Linked DNA regions of Mus musculus: region 2 is linked to region 1. Evidence: chromatin loops called from intact Hi-C (ENCODE). Cell type or tissue: left cerebral cortex. All regions are shown on one strand. Each heading gives the region's core, and the rest is flanking DNA. Links, peaks and the distances in the headings are about the cores only.

Region 1 (10,272 bases), core at 2,848-7,847:
AAACTTCGGAGACTTGGCTGTCCTCTTTCTCATCTGTTCCATAGCTGCTTACCTTAGTCTCAAAAAAAAAAAAAATTCTGACATCTTAATTTTAATGTGGGCATTTGACCCAGTGCCTGAGATAAATATAACCCTGTGGAGTACAGAGAAGGTTTAATGGGACATGGCTGGCATTCTTTCTTGATAAAGGCATGGAGAAAAGAGAGGGAGGGAGAGAGGGAGGGAGGCAAGCAAGGAGGAAGTCGAGGAGAGAGAGAGGGAGGGAGAGAGAGAGAGAGAGAGAGAGAGAGAGAGAGAGAGAGAGAGAGAGAGAGAGAGAGAGCTGGCAGTCAGGACAAAGCTGAGCTAGGAGAGGCTCCCAGCAGCCTTGCCCTCTGACTTGATATTAACCAGACCTGGCCAGCATGGTGGTCCTGAATCCAATGACTTTGGGAATTTATCTCCAACTCTTCTTCTGCTCCATCGTGTCTCAGCCAACTTTCATCAACAGTGTGGTCCCAATCTCAGCAGGTAACTGATGACCGAGACTTTCCTCGCTTCCGTCTGCAGGGGCAGAAGGGGGGTGGGGGACTCAAGATGGTCTTGCAATATGTCCTGATCTTTTTGCCAATCTGCTGTTAGCAGAGGAAGGCTCTGGGGCGATGGTCTGTCCCCCAAGGTGCTTCCTGTCACCCGAGCTTGTCTCCAAAGGCCCTTCTGTCCTCCTTCCAACCGTCACTACTCAGCTGCTCAAAGCCAGACTCTGAGCCGTTGCTTCTGTGTCCCTGTCTCTGCTGCTCATTTACTGCATGAATCATTTTGGTCAGGGAATTGGGAGCTGGGGATGGAAAAGTCTAAGTTCTAGAGAAGTGAGAACTTCTGTAAGGTGTTTCTATAAATCTGTCTCTAACCTCCTCCCTGTGTGGCGTACCTCAGGATGCTGTGAAGCAAATATTGCTCTGTCAACCTTGCTGAAGGGCAGGGGATTCTGCCTGGCCACTGTCAGCAGGGCTTGCTGTTTCCTCAGCCCTGGTTGCTCTCGTGTTGGGCTCTCTTCTCTTCAGCTCTGACAACCCATCTAGAGGTGCTAAAGGAATGATGAGGGCTTCCAGAGGGTCAGTGGACCTGGAACCAGATGTGTCTTGCTTGCTGAGTGCAGGGCTGGGAGATTGAAGAAGCCTTGCCTAGTTGGCCAGCCAGGCAACATTTTCTGCAGGCACCACCGGGCTGTTGCCCTTGTCCTGCCTGACCTGGTACAGGGGAAGTATTGGGTTACTGACATAGCCTTTTCAAACCTTTCTGAGGAAATCTAAATATCTCCAGAGGGTCTGAGGAAGCAAGCAGACCCCAGGGCTTGCTACTTCCTTCACACCCTCCTCAGTTCATCTCAGCCCCTGCTCTAAGGCACCCTTAGTCCTTATTTTCTAAGCACCGAAGCTGATTCTGTGTCTTTGCCTATGAAACCCAGAGAGAGCATTTCTCCAGACTCACCACCCACCTCTCTCCATTCATAAAAAACAGCTCCCGGGCAAGCCGTGCTGCCAAACTGCAGGCCCTAAGGGAGTGGCAGGGAGATTGCTGTGAGGCTAATTATAAAAGTGTGAGAAACAGAAGAAGCAGGGAAGAGACATGAAGAAGAGAGAGCCAGAGAGAGTACCAGGGGAGGCAGAAGAAGCAGGTGGTTGTATCGCCAAGAGTGTGTGTCAGCAGCACGTCTCTCACGAGGTCATCTAGTCTGAGGGTCATTATTCTCTGACCCACTGGGAAGTTTGGTAGCCGAGCACGGTGTCACCCGCCTGGGACTGTTCTTGGGACGCTGAGGCAGGGTGGTGTGTTTAAGACTGACCTGGGTTACATAGTGAGCCCCTGTTTCAAAAATCCCAACAGGACTTGGTAGCTAATTTGGTCTGACCTAGTGTATGCTTCTGTGTTATATTTGGGTTATAGATTTCTTTGGGAATCTGCTGAAGACTCGAAAGAATTAGGGAAACTTGCTTCTCTGGTTTCAGCTCTGCCTCTAATGAGCAGTCCGACTTCCTGGAGACCATTGGGTATAGACCGTGCGTGCACCATGGGGGCAGGGATCGTGTCATCTTGTGTGCCTGTCACTCTAGATGTTTCCAGTGTCAGACAGTGCTGGATCTGTAGATGCTCAGTAGCTACTTCTTGAGTAAAAGAACAAAAAAAACCTTTGCATCTGTAGAGTGTGTGTGGGTGGGCGGGGCATCCACATGCTCGCTCAGGAGAGAACCTGCACGATGTAGACCTCTCTTAGAGAAGGGTTTTTGAAGGTCGTACTGGTCTGGGCACCACAGTGACAGGATGCAGCTTAGATGTGCCCAATGTAAAGACTTGAGTGAAGGGCTCACTTTCAGAGGCGCGGGGTCAAGGACAACTGTGATGTCGAGGGACACAGGGATTTCTGACTGGAGAAAGACTTTACCCCTCTATGCTTGAGAAGGCGGGAAAAGGAAGTGGGGGAAAATAGATCCCCCGAGCCTTGGTGGCCTGCAGGAGAGGACTGCAAGCATAAGTGATGTCACACAGGGACCCAGAGCAGGGAGGCGGGAACTCTCCGACCTCTTTCCTCCCATCACAACCACCTATTGTAGAGCCTCCCACTGGCCAAACCCAACCCCAAGCCAAAGCCTTGTAGTATGGAGCTCCTTGAAGCAGACCGTGGGATCGATGGGTAGGCCTCCCGTGTACTGGGGTTTCCTGTTCATGGGACTAGGGCCTTGAACAAGTCATGCAAGTACTTCATCACAGAGCTACACCCCAGCCACACAAGGCCCTCTAGATGCATCACTAACCCTGGATCTGGTGATTGGGAATGTAGGCTTTGGGCATTTGGCCAAACAGTGGGGTCAACCAGAGAAACCATTACCAGTCTGGGGTTTCCTGTGGGAGTCACTTCACTTTGTCCCCACATCCAAAAGCATCATCTGAAATGAATTCAGGCCTTGGAATGAAGCTGTTCCCTGAGTCAGGACCATAGGGGTCCTTTAAATACTTACCAACAATCTGATTCCATCTGACCTCCTCTACTCTAAGCTTTGTGGATTCTCACCATTTTGAAGAAGGTAAGCCGTGCAGATGCCGAAACACAGCCACCAGGAAAACCATTTCTCACAGCCTACTGGACCTTAAGAGAGTCTGCTGTGTGCCTGACTGTGTGTGCCTGGCGGGGTATAAAGTGCTTCAGGGTTTCGCTGGGGCAAGTAGGATGCAGCCCCTGTTCTGGAGGATTGTGCTGGCTCGGAGTCCTCCAGGATTTTGGTGGAGCAAGGTCTCTAAAAGGCATGCAGGAAGAGCTTGCCCACATGGGGGGTGGGCACAACATGGAACAGGGGGGAACAGATGTGGGGGATGGCCCTTCCTTTTCTTCAGGAAGGACCCCACTCCTGAACCACCAGTAGCCCCCACCTCTGACTCAGGTGTATATTACCTGACAGCCTCCAGGGCAGCAGAGGAGAGAGCCTGGCAGGGAGCAGAAAGCACCAAAGAGGCCAAACTTGTGACGTAATATGGTAAAGAACTGTGGAATGATTTTGAGACCACAAAGAGTGGCTGAGGGGAATGAGAGGAACTGTTTCTCGCCATGATGATCACTAACGGTCCAGTGAACACTGAAGAACTGTTGAGCTTCCAAAGGTAGCAAAGTGACAGATACAACTCAGAACGGTTTCTGGTAAAAGTGCCAGGAGCTTAGAGTGCCTCGCCGTAGCCGTTCGCTGGGGAATAAACTTACCCTCCAACACTTAAAGCTAGAATCATTTATTGCTGAAGTTCATGTTCTGTGGGTCACCTAAAGGTCACCTCATCTGATATGCTATGGGCTGACCCTGTCTGCGCTCTGTCTGGGTCTATAGCCCGACTTGGTGCTGGTGTCCACTTATGGTTAGAATTCAATAGTTGCGGCTTCTAGAAGGATAAAACATAGACCCATAGGCAATATTTCTGGAGGAACAGATGTATGTGATGTATGTGATAGTCACACACCTGGGGTGGGAGTGGAGCAACACTCTTGCTTCTTTGAAAAAGATTCCTAGGCACAGAGAGATTAGTTAGATAACTCACCCAAGGCCACATAGCTGGGTTGTGGGAGATCTGGAGACTGGAATCCTGGCTCTAAGTCCAGGGCTTCTAGCAATGTAAACGGAATCTGCTTCAGGCCTGGATAAATGTATAAGTGGACTTTTCAGAACTGCAAGGCCGCCCTCCATCTATGGAAACTCTCCTCTATGTTCTTCATCGTCCCTTCCCTCCCACCTTGTCCTCTAGTGGTCAGTACCCAGAGTTGCAACAAACAATTGAATACTGACTTAGGTGGTTATTACTGCTGTTGGCTTTTGATCTCCTTAAATTGTCCATGCAGCCTTGAACTCACTACCCAGCACAGAGTGGCCTAGGTATGTCACCACCCTATCTTAGCCTTCTTGCCCATGTGCTAGGATTCCAGACACACCCCTCTATGCTCAGCTCGGCATTGCTGCATAAGTGTGTGCATGACTTCCCCAGCCACGGCTTGATCTCGCTGATATTTTTGTTACTGGGAACCTAAAAGTCAGAATGAGTCAGGGTGTTTTGGAGGATGGGAACCTCCTTGTAACCAAGGCAACTTCCACAAACCTTTTCAGGCCCGTGAGCCATCCTACCCTCTGCCTACATGGACATATGTTCCTCTTCCATAAAGCGTTTCCCAGCCAGGCAGGAAGGCAAGCAGGAACTCTCCAGAGCAATTGTGGATCCAAATTTCAGAATCCAGATCAGGAATAGACACAAATCTGTCACAGTAGAGTGTGGCCACACGGAAGGATGTGATTCTGTGTGGGTGCTGGAATCCTCGCTGTTACTTCTGTGGTCTATACAATGTCCAGCTATATACACCCTGCTGCCTGGAAGTCAGCCAGACCACCATTTGGGGACCGTCCAGATTTTTGGCACTAGATCACAGGTCATTTATCTGTGTCTGATGCTGATCAGCTATTGTTTAATGTCCCATAATGCACTTGCAAGCCATCTCCTCTCATTTAGCTTCCCATATTTCCTCTCGATAATAATATCAGAGAGCGTTCTTAAGTTACAGGGCTCTCTAGGAGGTCTCAGGCATCTGCCACCCCCATCCCAAACCTCTATAGAAGCAGGGGCCTTCTCACTCCCCAGCTCTATAAAAACATGTCTGCCCTGGGAGGTGGAAGGCTCTCCTTTGGCTATCCTGACCTCCCCCTCTACCCCTCTCCATTACCTTTCGGGATACCCAGGCCTGCCTTCCTCTGGTGCATAATCACACAAAGCAACAGAACTGCTTTGGAGACTGAGAGTCTCTGACTTCCATGTGACACACAAGATGCTGGTGACTGGCCTTCCTTAAGTGCTTCTAATGCCCATGAGTACTGCCCATGACTGTTACCAATGCCCATGTCCCAGACCTCTCTATTACAGAGTTCTCCGAGAGCTACAACAGTACCTGCTCTTTACAGCATCCCCCACAGTGAAGGGTCCTGGGTTTGAGCTCTGACCATCATGGTTATGAACTGAGCTGTGATGGGAGTGGACTTCACTGGGGTGAGCCTCAAATTCCTGTCTGTAAAATGGGCAGAGCAGTCTCTGTCCCACAGACATACTCTGGGAGAATGTATTCATTCAACTAAATTCCAGTGAGAGTCAACCATGTGCCTACACAGACACAATTATCCCACCCAAAGGAAGCTTCTGTCAGCCATCTGTGAGAACTTCTCCTGGATGACTTGCTGGTCACTGCTCGTCACTGCTGGTGACTGCCTTCATGCTTTGGACCATGGAGAGAACAGGGTTAAATTGCTTTAATTGATAATGATTAAAATGTGGATGGTTTTATATTTTAATATATGTCTGGCATCTTTTCAAAACAAATCTCTTGGGATGCTGACCGACCTGGTAGTCCTGATCCCTCCTTTTGGGATGGCACATCGACCATGTGTAGAATCTGCTCCCGATCATCCAGAGTCTCCATTTCCTCCTGCCTCACACCTGCCTCACACCTGCCTTGCACCTGCCTCACACCTGCCTCTTACCTGCCTCACACCTGCCTCGCACCTGCCTCACACCTGCTTCATTCTTTTAATTATATCTGCTTCTTTGGGCCCCTCTGGGCATGTGACTGTAAGCCCCGGAGCTAGAAGCCCAGCTGGCCTTTCCCTCCCTTTGCAGCCTCCAGCTTTTCTAGGTTTCCAAAGGTCTGCACAGCTGAACTGGAGGGCAGCAGTCCACAGCAGTAACCCCCATAACATAGTCTAGGCTGGGTTCTAGGTGCTAAGTCCCCTAGCATGGGCAGCATTTCAAGTTCCCCTGGTGATCAGAAGGTTTAGCTGTTGCTAACCATTGTACTATACCCAAAATCAGAATCAGTGAGGGGCTCGCTAAAACAAAGGCCCCGGAACCCTCTAAGAGGTCCTTATTCTGAGGGTTCTAGAGTGGGCCTAAGCACCTGCATCTCTGCAATGCTTCAGGTGCCTCCAGGCTCCAGGCCCACAGTCCACACTTTGAAAACCACTGCTGTAGCTCACTGCAAAGTTACTTCATTATCTTCCTGTGAACATGAACCACCTCCAACTTTCCAACAGTTCCAGAGGACCACAGTCTGAAATAATTTCCCCTGGGTGGGGGCCAAGGGCCCAAGGGAGACTTAGTTCCCTCATCTTTTCTAGATCTAAGCTGTGCTTCTCAGATTCTTTGGTTCCCAGCTTTCTCTCCTGTGTCCACACACAGCCATGCTACATATCGCTTCTCAAGCCCCCTTATCAGTCTGTTGTGTTTGTTTGTGGTGTGAATCCAGGGGCTTGTACATTTTAGGCAAGCACTTTAACATGGAGCGACATCCCCAGCCTCTGCCTGGCTCTTAGAAGGACACTTGCGATTACATTTAGGAACCCAGATAAGCCAGGATTGTTTCCTCATTTTAAGTGTCTTAGTTACCCACAATGCCCCATTCACACAGAAGATAGCATTTACAACCACCAAAGCTCAGCTCTAGATACCAATAGGAGCCGTTTGGTGGACCACACTTACCTCATGCTTTGTTTAGATGCTATGGGATTTGAAGCAGACAGGAGTGTGGCTACCAGCAGTTCATCAGATCTCAAAAAACCCCAAAGAGACCACCAGGAACCACAACTCTGATGCAAGTACATGAGAGTCTTTATTCAGGCTGTTGAGCCTGGGCCACAAACCTTTCTGATGATGGAGCAAGATAGGAGGGCAGCCCCCAGGTCTAGGGGAAAGGGGTTTACACAGGAAAAAAACACAGGTGGGGGTTTCCAAGCCTCGGTGTTACATGAGAGGGTAAAGGAGCACTGGCCTTTAAGCTAACTGGTTTACAGCACCTGGTTAAATGGCAGGGAGGGAGCACACATCAAAAGGGAGCACCTGGACCTGGGAACGACTTAGGTTTTCTTAGCCCACTCTGGTGTTATCAGCCAGCTGCAGATGCTTGTCTATTTTGCAACTGCCAGGGACATTTCATGCTTTTTCTCAGACCTCAAGGGTGGGGCCCATGCCTCTCTCAGGGCAAGTTAACTTAGAATGGAGTCTTAAAAGCAAAATGGAGTTTATTCTGCTACCTCAGTCTCTTCACCGTGAAGAAAATGAAACTTGATGTCCCTGTGAGGTGTTTTCCTGAACTAGTCACCACATGGGTCACTGGGTTTCAATACTACTGGGCATCCCAGGAAGACAGGGATCTGGGATAGTTACAAGCCAAGTCTTGGGGACCAAGCTTTCTCTTCTCCTGTGACATCAGGAGTAACACTTCCAACACTCTGCTCCCTGGGGTTTCGGTTTTTATAGTGGTGTGACTATAGGCTAATTGCTCTCATGGGGCTAAAAGGATCTAAGCCACAAACACTTGGTCAGGATTGAGGAGGATTGTTGTGAACATTTCAGTGCCGGTCACTACCATTTGTTGCACCCAACCAAAAACTGAAATAACTTTTTGCTTAAAACACTTAGTGAATTAAAGCAAGAAGTTCATATTTCTACCACTTTTTGTTTGCAAACTAGGCCTTAAGGAAAGCTGGTGCTGGGCAGCTAATCAGGCAAGAAGGCTCTCCTTCCCTAGTGACGGGCTTCCCCTGATGTCTTAAAAATATACCCTGGCACTTGTCCATGTGTGAGCCCCAGGCATTTCCCGATTCACATCCATGCTCATCTCCCCATGGCAACCAATGAAAACATGGGGGGAGCTGCTTGTTTGAGAGCTGGGAACAGCTGAAGGAAGCTGGTGGCTGGTGTGGTCTTTCAGTCAACTGCTGGGATAAGGACTGAAAAGAGGAAAGAGCATGAATGAACCGCGCAAGCCCCTCCCTTTCCGGCCTCCCCCTTCTGCCTCCCCGTTTGGACTTCCCTGCACCCTCCTCTGCTCATCCCTCAGCTGTCTTCTTTTGAAGAGTTTGGGAACCCCCCCCCCCATCAGCTGTCTTCTTGCTTCAGGGACTTCCCTCTGGGACTCGTGCTCCTGGGAGGCCTGCCCAACTTCAGGCAGAGGGTAAAACTCAGAGATAGGTGACCACAGCCATCCTACTTACAGAAACCTGCGTACTCAACTGGAGCACCCCTGTTGGGTCTACCCTAGTTCAGACCAGCGGTGAACGTGTGCCTTATGTGAAGAGCCTGCAGGGTTTCACTGTCGGGAGAGGTCAAAGCTGGTTGGTGTACCACTTTGTGTCCATACAGGGCCAATCTTCCACCAGCATCTTTATTAGGGTAGATCTCATGGCGGTCCCTAGAAGCTTCCAGATGCCCCATGATCAGACAGAAACCAAAGTCTCAACATGGAGAGCTAATGTTTGGAGGGGTAAAGACTCCGGGATCTGGAAGGCAGCAGGGCCTTGTGAGAACCATATTGGGTTGGCTGACATACTCCCTCACTAGTGGGATTTCTGTGGGAAGCAGCAGTAAACTGCCTGAGTTGGCTCAAGGAGAGAGTCAGGCCCAGTGGATGAAGTAATGGACAGTTCTCAGAGGAGGCAAGAATGGCCAATGAATATATGGAAAAATGTTCCACATCCTTAGCCATCAGGGACAAGCTAATCAAAGCTGCGCTGATTCTTTCATCCTAGTCAGAATGGCTGTCCTGGGATAACAAGCTGGGCATGGTGACCTGCCCCTGTGATCCAGCACCAGGGAGGCTGAGGCAGGAGGACTGCAATGAATTGGAGGCCAACCTGGGCTACAGACTGAGACCTTACCTCAAAGAACTGAAAAGGAAAAGGAAGCAAATGCTGCCACGGGTCGGGCGGGGGGGGGGGGGGGTGGAATCCTACATACAGGTGGCAGCAAAGCAAAACTCATGAAGCTTTGGACAGTGTGGAGAGCTTCAGCAAACAGGAGAGAGCCACTGTGCGGCCCGGCTGCACCACTCCTGAGCCCACCCAGAAGGACTCCGTGTCAGCGCTCTTCAGAGATGCCAGCACACCCGTGTTTATTATAGCCCTAGTCACAGAGGCCAAGATATGGAAGCTGGCTAGATGTCCATCTACAGATGCAAGGATAAGGAAAAGGTGGCGGGTAAACACAGTGGGGTGTTTCCTCAGCTGCAAAGAACAAAATTACACCATTTTCAGGAAACCGCAACTGGAGATCATCGTGTGAAGCAAAATAAACTAGATTTAGACAAATATCATGTTTCTCTCATAAAAGGACTCTAGACACTATTTATAAATGCAGAGATATATCTATTTATAATTATGTGTATAATTATTAAAACATTTATTGTACACATATGTCTATATATATGAAATAGGAAGGAACCTATATGGAGGGAGGAAATACCTAATGGAGGGAAAAATAAGACAGGGTAGCAAGGAAGAAAGACAGAAGATAATCTCTCATATGCTGAGTCTCTATTTATGTGCAGTGTGGTTGTGTGCAGGTTCTCATAGCTGCAGCGAGCTTAGGAGTGCAGCAGCCATGTCAACTCCACAGCACCCCCAGCCACCAACTCTTCCATGGTTTCCCTGATATTTGTGCGGGTGTGCAAATGGCCCGATTATGGCTGACAGTCACTTACTCTCAGCACTTTGGCCAGTTTTGAGCCTCTGCATTAACCGCTAGGAGAGACAGCTCCTCCAAACCTGTGGATACAAACGGAAACATTCAAGGGCAGTTTGCTGCATGACCATTTAGCAAAACAACAGTACAAGGCTCCCCGCTAGGGCCTGTGCCCTCCCAGCTTATAGGAATAGAGTTCTGTGTATTCTCTCACTCATGTGTGGAACACACACACACACACACACACACACTCACATAAGACCA
Region 2 (10,272 bases), core at 3,281-8,280, 51 kb before region 1:
CATTCAGACTTAGTCAGTGTGCTAAATTTTGTCTTGAGAGGTTTCTGAGGCTGGATCTATTGTGTAGTCCGGGTTGGTTTCAGACTCTGAGCCTTCAGTTCACTTCCCAAGTGTTGGGATTGCAGGTGTCACCACTGTCCTGAGCATCATGCATGTTATATATGTCACATTCATTCCTGCTGTGGTCTATTAAACACCACAGCATGCTTCATTACTGTTTTAATTGTGTGTGTGTGCATGTGTGTGTGCATGTGTGTGTGCATGTGTGTGTGAGAGAGAGAGAGAGAAAGAAAGAGAGAGAGCGAGAAAGAGAGAGAAAGAAAGGAAGAAAGGAAGGAAGGAAGGAAGGAAGAAAGAAAGAAAGAAAGAAAGAAAGAAAGAAAGAAAGAAAGAAAGAAAGAAAGAAAGAAAGAAAGAAAGAAAGAAAGAGAGTCTCACTGCAGTTTAAACTGTCCTGGAACTCTCTGTGTAGACCAGGCTGGCCTCAAACTCATAGAAACCCTTGTGTCTCTGCCTCCCAAGTGCTGGGGTTAAAGGTGTTCTACACCCAGCATGGTCCATTGTTTTAAAGTTATTTCTTTTTTTTTTTAAGATTTATTTATTATTATAAATGAGTACACTGTTGCTGTCTTCAGACACACCAGAAGAAGGTGTCAGATCTCTTTATGGGTGGTTGTGAGCCACACTGTGGTTGCTGGGATTTGAACTCAGGACCTTCATAAGAGCAGTCAGTGTTCTTACCCACTGAGCCATCTCGCCAGCTCTAAAGTTATTTCTTAAATGCACCTTTTGAGGGCCTTGCTGTTATGGAAATGGTTCTCTAATGGTTACAGACAGTGGTCTGTATATCTGATATACTGGGGAAATTTCTGTCTTTGAGAATGCAACACAAGAACATCTCTTGAGTATTCATCAGAATATGACAATCACAGTAATGCGGAGGGATGAAGGACAGTGAGCCTTTCATAATTAAAAATCTGTAACCTTCCATGTTTTTTGTGAGATTGGATGGGCACTGTGAGGAGCTTTTACTCAGAGATCGCTAACTCTGGCAGCTTTAATGGTTCTTAGTAAGGGCCGTGGTGATGTCTTACTAACTTTATCTTACTAGTGTGATTTGATTTTACGTGTGAGTGGAATCAGGAATGGTGAGGGACCTCTGCGACAGAACACTCGCACAGTGCATCTCTGCCAGCTGGAACCCAGTGCGAAGGAGACAACAGTAACCCTTCACCTGTTGTTTTGAAAGTCAACTGAGAATAGATAGCACCTAGCCTTCCATATTAGCTCATTTCTATGTCAACTGCCACTGATTTCTGGTCTACTATTCCTGCTGGGGTGCCCTGGGCCCAGACTTTCTGTCAGTTGTTTGCTCATCTGACTGGCTATTAGCGGATATTAAGAACCAACTCTTACTATGTCTGGGGACTTTATAGTTGTATAAAAGTGGGTCCTTATCTTTAGAGCTGCATTTGTAAGTTTTTAAGAATAAAAGGTCTGATTCCTGCAGGGAAGTTCAAGATTCAAGGGGGAGGGGCTCTATGTATGTGTGCATATGTATGTGTGCGACTGATACCAATGTAAAATGACATTCTCATTGAATATTTTAATTGAGTTTGTGCAATTTCTTTTCATTGGTAGGGTCTGTGTATCCCAGACTATCTGTCTAGACCAGATTGGCCTCAGACTCATAGTTTTCTTTCTGTGCTCCTGAGTACTGGAATTAAAGGTTATATCACCATGCTGGCCAAGGCCGTAGAATGTGTTAGCCTGTTTTCTACTTTTTTATGTAAACTTCGAAATTTTCACAGTAAGAAATTTTAAAATTAGCCTCTTTGTTTTTAAAGATGTATTTGTTTATTTTATGTACATGCGTGCTCTATGTGCCTGCACGACTGTACTCCCATTACAGATGGTTAGGGGCCACTGTGTGGTGGCTGTGAATTGAACTCTGGACTAGCAGCCAGCGCTTTAACCACTGAGCCACCTCTCCAGCCCCCCAAATAATTTTTTTTGGTTTTTTTTTTTGTTTGTTTGTTTTGTTTTTTCGAGACAGGGTTTCTCTGTTTAGCCCTGGCTGTCCTGGAACTCACTTTGTAGACCAGGCTGGCCTTGAACTCAGAAATCCACCTGCCTCTGCCTCCTGAGTGCTGGGATTAAAGGCGTGCGCCACCACCTGGCAAATAATTTTTTAAAAAGCTCTGACTGTCCTAGAACTCACCATGTAGACCAGACTGGCCTCAAACTCACTGAGACCTACCTGCTTCTGCCTCTTGAGTGCTGGGATTAGAGGTGTGAGCCACCACTCAGCCTAAGGCATTTATTTGTGTGTGTGCGCGTGTGCATGTGTAGTAGCCAAAGGACAATTTGCTGGAATCCACTCTCTCCTTTCACCAATCTAGAGGTTCATCTCAGGTCCTCAAGCCATCAGGCTTGGTGCCATCTTGCTTGCTGGGCTGTCTCCCATCTCCTTAGCCTCTTTTAATTATTATAACACCATTTTTCTTTCAGATACAAGGAGTGCTGCATGCCACCTCCAGTTAGCATGGCAGAAACCTCTGCTGTGTGCGCAGCAGCCTCTGTTCTTCGGGATGCCAAGCAACCCCTGCTTATCATCGGGAAAGGTAGCCAGAGCTGCTAACTCCAGGCTGGGAAGGCTGCCTCTGCCAACTGTCTTCATTGCTCTTTGTTGTGTGCTCTCTGCTCGTGATCGGGACAAGTGCTCTTTTCATCCGCTTTCAGATCATAGAGCCTACCCTCAGTGGCCCAGGGACCTCACTTTTACAAGAAAAAGTTTCACTCCTTGACTTAGAAGTAAATGTATTTCTTCTTTACAAAAGACTTTGGAAAATGTACAAAAGTTTTAGAACAGACCTCTCCATCTGGGGAACCAGTCTTAGCCTTCAGAATTTTATTTTTAATGTCTATTTTACATACTGTGATCATGTTATATAGGCAGCTTTACGTTTTTAAGCTTTTTATAGTTTTTTTTTTTCTTTTGAGACTTAGTTTCTCTGTCCTGGCTATCCTAGAACCAGGCTGTCCTTGAACTCACAGACATCCACCTGCCTCTGCTTCCAGAGTGCTGGGATTAAAGGCCACCATCACCATCACCACCACCACCACCCCTGGAAGAAATATTTTTCTTAAAATTATTTCCTAAATACAATTTTAGCATTGACTCATATGCATTGACACTTGCTGTCAAATATTTGACAGCTGTGATAAACATTCTTTTGTGTGTGTGTGTGTGTGTGTGTGTGTGTGGTTTTTCGAGACAGGGTTTCTCTGTGTAGCCCTGGCTGTCCTGGAACTCACTCTGTAGACCAGGCTGGCCTCGAACTCAGAAATCCGCCTGCCTCTGCCTCTGAGTGCTGGGATTAAAGGTGTGCGCCACCACACCCGGCTGTGATAAACATTCTTATATGAAGGTTTTTCCATAGTTAGGATTTATGGTGGTGCCCCAGAGGAAAATTAACTAAATTAAAAGGTATGGATCCGGAAGGCTTTTGGTCCAGTGTTCAAATTGCTTACCCCTTAGGTGTCATACAAAACCATTTATATGCCTGTTAATGTATTATTGTTTTTTCTTTTATTTTGTGTTCTTTTTTTTTGATACAGGATCTCCTATATAGCCTAGGTTTGCCTCAAGCTTACATGTACCCCAGGCTCATGGCTGGCTGGAACACTGTTGTTGTATCTGCTTGCTACCCTAGAACTGTTAGGACTGCCTGTGAGCGTGCGCATCCGTTTCAGCTGCTTAGGAGCCAACTGTAGACAAACTGAAGACAGTTTTAAGGAAGGTGGTGGTGCTGAGGATGTAGCTCGGGGCTAGAATGTTTGGTTTGAAATCCTGGGTTCTAATCCAGGGGAGGCAATGAAGGAAAAACCTTAAGCTCCGTGCTGCGCTCAGTGCTTTGTACGATGCGTTGATTTTTTTGATTGGCAAATAAATCACCTGACATAGGAAGGATAGCAGCCACCCAAATGGGATGTAATTAAGCAGCAATGAGTGTGGAAAGCTCTCCGTGGTTCTAGTTGTCATTCCTCCTTGAACAAGCATTTACTGATGGATGCTTACAATGTGGCAGCAATCATAGTATTCATGAAGAATACAGTGAAATAATAATTTCCATCCAAAGGAAAACACACTTGATAATAAATATAGTAGGCCGGTGTTCTGTTTGTTTTGGTTTGGTTGAGGCAAAGTCTCTCAATATAGTCTTCACTGGCCTAGAACTTACTGGGTAGACCACACTGGCATCAAAATCACAGAGATCCACCTGCCTCTGCCTCTTGAGTGTTGGGATTAAACATGTGCACCATCATGCTGGGCTACTAAACTCTTGATGCTTTTATTATTACTGTTTGTTGTTTGGTTTGGTTTGGTTTGAGACAGTCCTGGCTGTCTGGGAACTCACTGTGTAGATCAGGCTGGCTTTGAACTCACAGAGATCTATCTGCCTCTGCTCATGAGTGCTAGGATTAAAGTAGTGCACTTTTAAATTCTTTGTTGTATGGTGTATATGTGTGTACATTTTCATGTATGCGCATATGTGGATACCAAAAACTGACATCAGGTGTTTTCCTACTTATATTTTTTACACAGTCTCTTACTGAACCCAGAACTCACCTATTTGACTAAGACTGTGTGGCCAGTGAGCTCCTGAGATCCACCTGTCTACTCTCCTCAGTGCTAGGGTTACCGAGGTGTGCCACCATGCCTGGGTTTAAACTCAGCCTCATGCAGGCACCACAAGCACCTTACCGACAGAGCCACCTCCTCGTCCTCATAGCTCCTGTTATAGTACAGTATGCACAGGGAAAGTGAGGCAGAGTTTAGGAAGGGAGGTTCTGCCTAGGTGATGTGGAAGAGGGTCCAGAGGAGATGACACCACAGCTGTGCAATGAAAAATTAGTAGTCTTCCAGTAGACAAGGGGAACAGAGGCTGTGAAGGAAAAAAATGGACTGCGTGAAGAAAGACACTAAAATAAGAAAGAAAATAAGAGCATTTCTGGAGCTGGGCAGTGGTGGTGCGCACCATTACCAGCACTCAGGAGGCAGAGGCATCCCAATCTCTGTTCAAGGGACCAGCCTGCTCTACAGAGTGAGTTCCAGACAGCCAGGGCTGCATAGAGAAACCCTGTCTCCAAAAACCAAACAAAATAAATAAGCAGAAAAAAAAAAAAACAAGAAAAGAAAGAAAAGAAAACGTATTGACTGAAATAAGACTATTTTCATCACATACGTATAATAGAGAATTATAAGATGGTCTTTTAGTGCAGAATGTGATAGTGAGTCTGAACATACACTATATTACTTACTAGGATTCATAGATATAGATACTATGCTATTAGCACTAAAGAATATAAAACTAAGTAGCTAAAAACAATCGTGGGCATGATGTCTTCAGAAACAAAACTATTCTATATGTCGAGGCAGGAAGTTGTTTTCAGGGTCATTGAGGGCATGTTTTATCCTGCAGCATATAGTTGTAAAAACAGATAGGTGCCTGCTCAGACTAGCCCTGTTACAGCCGCAGCGTTGTAGAGACGTAGAGACTCATACATCCTGCACAGTACATACATACATACATACATACATACATGCATACATGCATACATACATACGTCCTGCACAGCAGACTTCGAAGGAGTTTACTGGTAATGTAGATCAGCGTTTCCTCAGTTTTTATCTTTCAGGGCAGAGGTCTTCCCTATCCACCTATGTTCAGGGAATTGTGGGTAGTAGTTTAGTAGGCCCAGAGCGTGAGGCAGGAAAGTTGACTGCAGTCAGAGGCACAGATACAGGTTTTTATTTCGAGGTATTTCTCCTGAACATCTGCCACCATTCATTTTGCTTTCAGGCTGGTGTTTTACGCAGGAGGAGGATTTGGGATCTAAAAGCAAATTCCTGTGACACGTTTGAGGTTTGAGGTTCCCAGTGCTGAGTGTAACTGTGTCATCTCGTGATTTGCATTTCTCAAAGGCGCTGCCTATTCCCACGCAGAGGACAGCATCAGGAAGCTGGTGGAGCAGTGCAGTTTGCCATTTTTGCCTACGCCTATGGGGAAGGGGGTTGTCCCTGACAATCATCCCAACTGTGTAGGCGCGGCCAGATCCAGGTGCGTGGCGTTCCAGGTTTTACGTACAATGGCTTGGCAGATTTTAGACTGGATTAAATTTGTGTGTGTGTGTGACCTTGATGAATTGAGAGAGGAGCTCTAAAAAGTTCATGTAATTCTAAACATACCTGTTTTGAACATTTCCATTTTTGTAAAGATAATATTTATTTTCTCCTGGCCCTTATGGTTTTTAGAGGAAACCCCTCAGTTACCTGTCTCTCATTATCTCTAATACTTTCAAGAGTTCTCTTAGCTAGGTGGAGAAGCACATGTTTGTATTCCTTAAGGCTGGATTAGTGGCCAGCGTAGTGAAACCCTAGGGAGGGATGAAGAAGGAATGTAGCTGGGAAGCAGGACCATTGGAGGCCGTGGACTGTAGCATGCTGCTCTGCTTCAGTGGAAGGAGGGAGGGGAGAGGAGTATGAGAGGAAAGGAAGGGGGGGGCTAATGGATTGACAGGATGGGGGAACGGGGTATGGCGGAGTCTGGAATGAGCATACGCCGTTTGGCTTCACTGGAAGAAATGGAAGGGCACGGGCACGGCACTGGGAGCCTTGGATGCGTGTGTGCCTGGATGGCTTCACTCGGGAGAGGAAGTTATTTGGACTCTTACTCAGTTTCCAGGTTGGAATCACACTAGCACAATTCCTGCCCTCTGGCACCTACCTAGTGGTGTGCATCTGTACGTACAGTACCATCTGTAGCCTCCTTGGAATTTTCACAAAGCAACGGACCAGAATTTAGATGGTCAAGTTACTGAAAATTTGTGAAAACACAGCCTGGTCTCAGTTATTTGGGCATTAGGTAATGCGTAGTGTATTTTAGAAAGTAATTCCAGGCTGAGGACGTCTCTGCTGGGAGAGTGCTTACCTAGAAGGTGTGAAGTCCTGCACTCAGGAATTGGGCATGGGGACATGTGTCTTTAATCCTATTACTGGATACAAGGAAACTGGAAGTTCAAAGTCATAATCCTACATAAGGAATTTGAGGCCAATCTGGGCTACATGAGACCATGTCTTGGGCGGGGTTTGGGGGGGAGAAAAATCTGGAATATGAATAATGTTTATAAATAGGTGCTCCTAGAAAACATATCCAGGCGTAGTGATACATACTGTAACCCCAGCCTTTGGGAGGCCAGGGGGAAAGATCACAAGTTTGAAGCCAGCATTAGTTAAAAAAGCAATACCCAATCTTCAAAACAGAACAAAATTAACACATCATGTCCTTGTGTGTGTGTGTGGGGGGGGTGAGATGGAGTGTGTGTTGGGAGTGAGACACACACATGCACGTGTGCATGTCACAGTTGAGCCCAGCTTTCTTGCTTTCTCCTTCATGTTCTCCTTAGTTTCGAGGCAGGGTCTCTCTTACTGAACCTGCAGCTTGCCTGTCTGACTAGGCGCCTGGCTTCCAGGATCCACCTACGTCCACCGGTCCTCCCCTCTCCCCCCAAGCCCCTCCCCCCGGGCTCAGCACAGATGTGCACCACAGCAGTCAGCCCCTACGTGGGTGCTGTGGATCCGACCTCCTTGGGTTCTCATGCTTGCATGGCAAGCGTTTTGCCCACTGAGCCATCTTCCCAGCTTTCCAAAACTCACCTTAATCTGAAAGATCAGATTCACTCTAGAAGCTCCAAATTTTAGACTTGGAAAATATTTTAAAAAGTTGAGAAGAGCTCAAGTAAAAAGTGTCATTGAGCCCTTGTTAAACCTCCTCCTTTTCTTCTTCAACAGGGCTTTGCAGTCCGCTGACGTGATTGTGTTATTTGGTGCGAGACTAAACTGGATCTTACATTTTGGACTGCCTCCAAGATACCAGGCAGACGTGAAGTTTATTCAGGTACTCAGAGAGGGTTGTTCTCCCTCTCAGCCATTGTAAGCTCTGCTTTCTTCTCGGCTTTTGTAAAGAACCCTTTGTCTTCTGACAAAAATAGATTTTACAAATTATCTAACATAATTAACAGGTACCAGAGTTAAGCTGCCCTTTCAAGCCTACAAGGTATCCTGTGCTAATTCTAACCAGAAGAGCTTTCAAAGTCAAGTTTTGAATAGTTTGAAAAGGATAATTTGCCTCTTCACCGCTCCACTGTATTTAAAGATAGGGAAAGAGGCTTATGTAGAGGGTAGGTTGGAGAGACACCCTCTGCCTTGTTAGGGGTGACGATGTCTTTTAGGTGACGAAACTGTCAACCTTTAGAAATCTCTAAATGACTTTGCTTTCGCCTGCCATTAGACTGAGTCCCTGGAAAGTCCTGTAACCTCTCCTATGACTCTGTGTGTGCTCCTGAGGCCACATGATGGCATCAGACACCCTGGAACTAGAGTTACTGATGATAGCTTCTGTGTGGGTGCTGAGGATCAAACCGAGGTCCTCTAGAAGAGCAGCTGAGGCTCTTAACTTCTAAAAGTCTTTTTGTAATACCACTGCTTATTATTTTTCTTGACTGCATTTACTTAGTGTGTGTCCATGTGCATATGTGCACATATATGTGTACTTGCGTGTCAGTACATGTGCTGAGGCCAGAGGACAGCCTATGGGAGTTGGTCATCAGGCTTGGTGGAGATGCTTCTACCCACTGGGGCATCTCAACAGCTCTTCCTAAAGGATTTTAAGAGCAAACATAGTGGGCTGGAGAGCTGGCTGCTCTTCCACAGGACCCAGGTTCAATTCCCAGCTCTCACATGGCATCCCACAATGATATGTCACTCCAGCCCTAGAGTAATTGATGCCTTCTTCTGTCCTCGTTGGATACCAGGCATACAAATAACATACTTGCAGACAAAACACACACACACACACACACACACACACACACACACACACACATAAAATAAAAAAGATTTTGTTCTGAATGTTTTTTCAAAACAAAAATGACTAAACATTGCTTGTTCTCGGGTTTTTCTCTTTTTGTAGATTGATATCTGTGCAGAAGAACTGGGGAATAATGTCAGGCCTTCTGTGATTTTGCTAGGAGATATAGATGCTGTCTCTAAACAGGTACGAGCCTTTCTCTGGGTTTTAGCTTCTGCGGATTGGCCCCTAAAGCAGTCAATTCTGGACAAGGCTCCTTTTGATTTACTTGGTGGCATGTCTAGTCATTTTACACTAAGTTTATAATAGAAAACCAACTGCAACTTTTGAACTTGGTAAATTCGGCTTACTACATGGTCATATTGGTGGAAGTTAGCATTGTAGAATGTTAACTTAGCATTTAAAAACATAAAGTCATTCAAACCAGAATTCAGTTAAGTAGAATTTAGCTTTCTGAGAAAAAAAAATTACAGTATAGCTTTTAAAGGAATTGAAATTGACTTATTACACAGCAGGAAATCTAACAGTATATTTTCAGGTAATAAGGACATTTTTACTCTTCAAGTTGTTATCAGTGACTTGGCAGACTTCCTATTTGTATGTAATTTATACATTTCATTGTGGCAGGAGGTCCGACATGGTCACCTTTGTCACTTGATTTTGTGTAATTGTCATGTTGAGATGCAGATGCTATCCCTGTCCTGTGTGCAGTCACTTGGGTAATTTGCAGCCCTTGGTCTGTGTCACGTGGCTCATGGCGCTACCCACTGACCTGCTGTCAGTCTTTCACTGCAGGCAGAGGGTGCGGTGGGAAGGGCAGTGTGTCACGAGCCAACTGCAGTGTATCACCAGCCTCCTCCAGTGTGCTGAGAGCCTTCTTTAGGAAAATTTTTATGTTCATGCGCCTCAAGTTTATTTTCAGAAAGAAAAGAAAAATTTGTTTTGTTATATTTTTAGCTTTTAGAACAGTTTGATAAAACTCCGTGGCAGTGCCCCCCAGACAGCCAGTGGTGGAAGACTCTGAGGGAGAAAATGAAGAGCAATGAAGCCATCTCCAAGGTAACGTGGGGCCAGCGGAAATTCAAAATCCCTCAGGTTGATGGGTCGCTTAGTCCTTCCGTAATAGGATGTAGACAGTCAGGAAGCACTGCACTCTGTCAGCCTAGGGATCAAAAAACCAGGACACGCTTCTCACAAGGTCTACAAACCAGAAAGTGGAGTAAGAACTAGTAAAAAATGGCAGTGAAGCCAGTCATAGGGCACACGCCTTTAATCACAGCACTCGGGAGGCAGAGGCAGGCAGAGTTTGGGCCTAGCCAGGGCTATACAGAGCAAACCT

The links. A loop is a pair of places that touch in the nucleus more often than their neighbours do. Peaks named below come from ENCODE experiments on the same cell type or tissue, not always from the same donor. Only the 100,000 strongest peaks of a DNase experiment are listed, where the experiment ranks them.
Region 2: a loop joins it to region 1, with 4 times the contacts of the local background. A loop is called at or near these places in 2 of 42 quality-filtered maps.

The regions. Positions count from the first base shown.
Region 1 is chr14:31,567,381-31,577,652 of GRCm38, reverse strand. It overlaps Colq (collagen-like tail subunit (single strand of homotrimer) of asymmetric acetylcholinesterase), which reads left to right and starts at 270. Exons shown (of 17, transcript NM_009937.2): 1 at 270-510. The coding sequence starts at 405. In left cerebral cortex, for the core only: no CTCF peak of the experiment used is centred there; DNase peaks (open chromatin) are centred at 4,660 and 5,673.
Region 2 is chr14:31,618,692-31,628,963 of GRCm38, reverse strand. Hacl1 (2-hydroxyacyl-CoA lyase 1) reads left to right here. Exons shown (of 17, transcript NM_019975.3): 8 at 2,512-2,624; 9 at 5,990-6,125; 10 at 7,856-7,961; 11 at 9,036-9,119; 12 at 9,891-9,992. Among named protein-coding and RNA genes, the nearest start is that of Hacl1, 17 kb to the left of the region's middle. In left cerebral cortex, for the core only: no CTCF peak of the experiment used is centred there; a DNase peak (open chromatin) is centred at 5,968.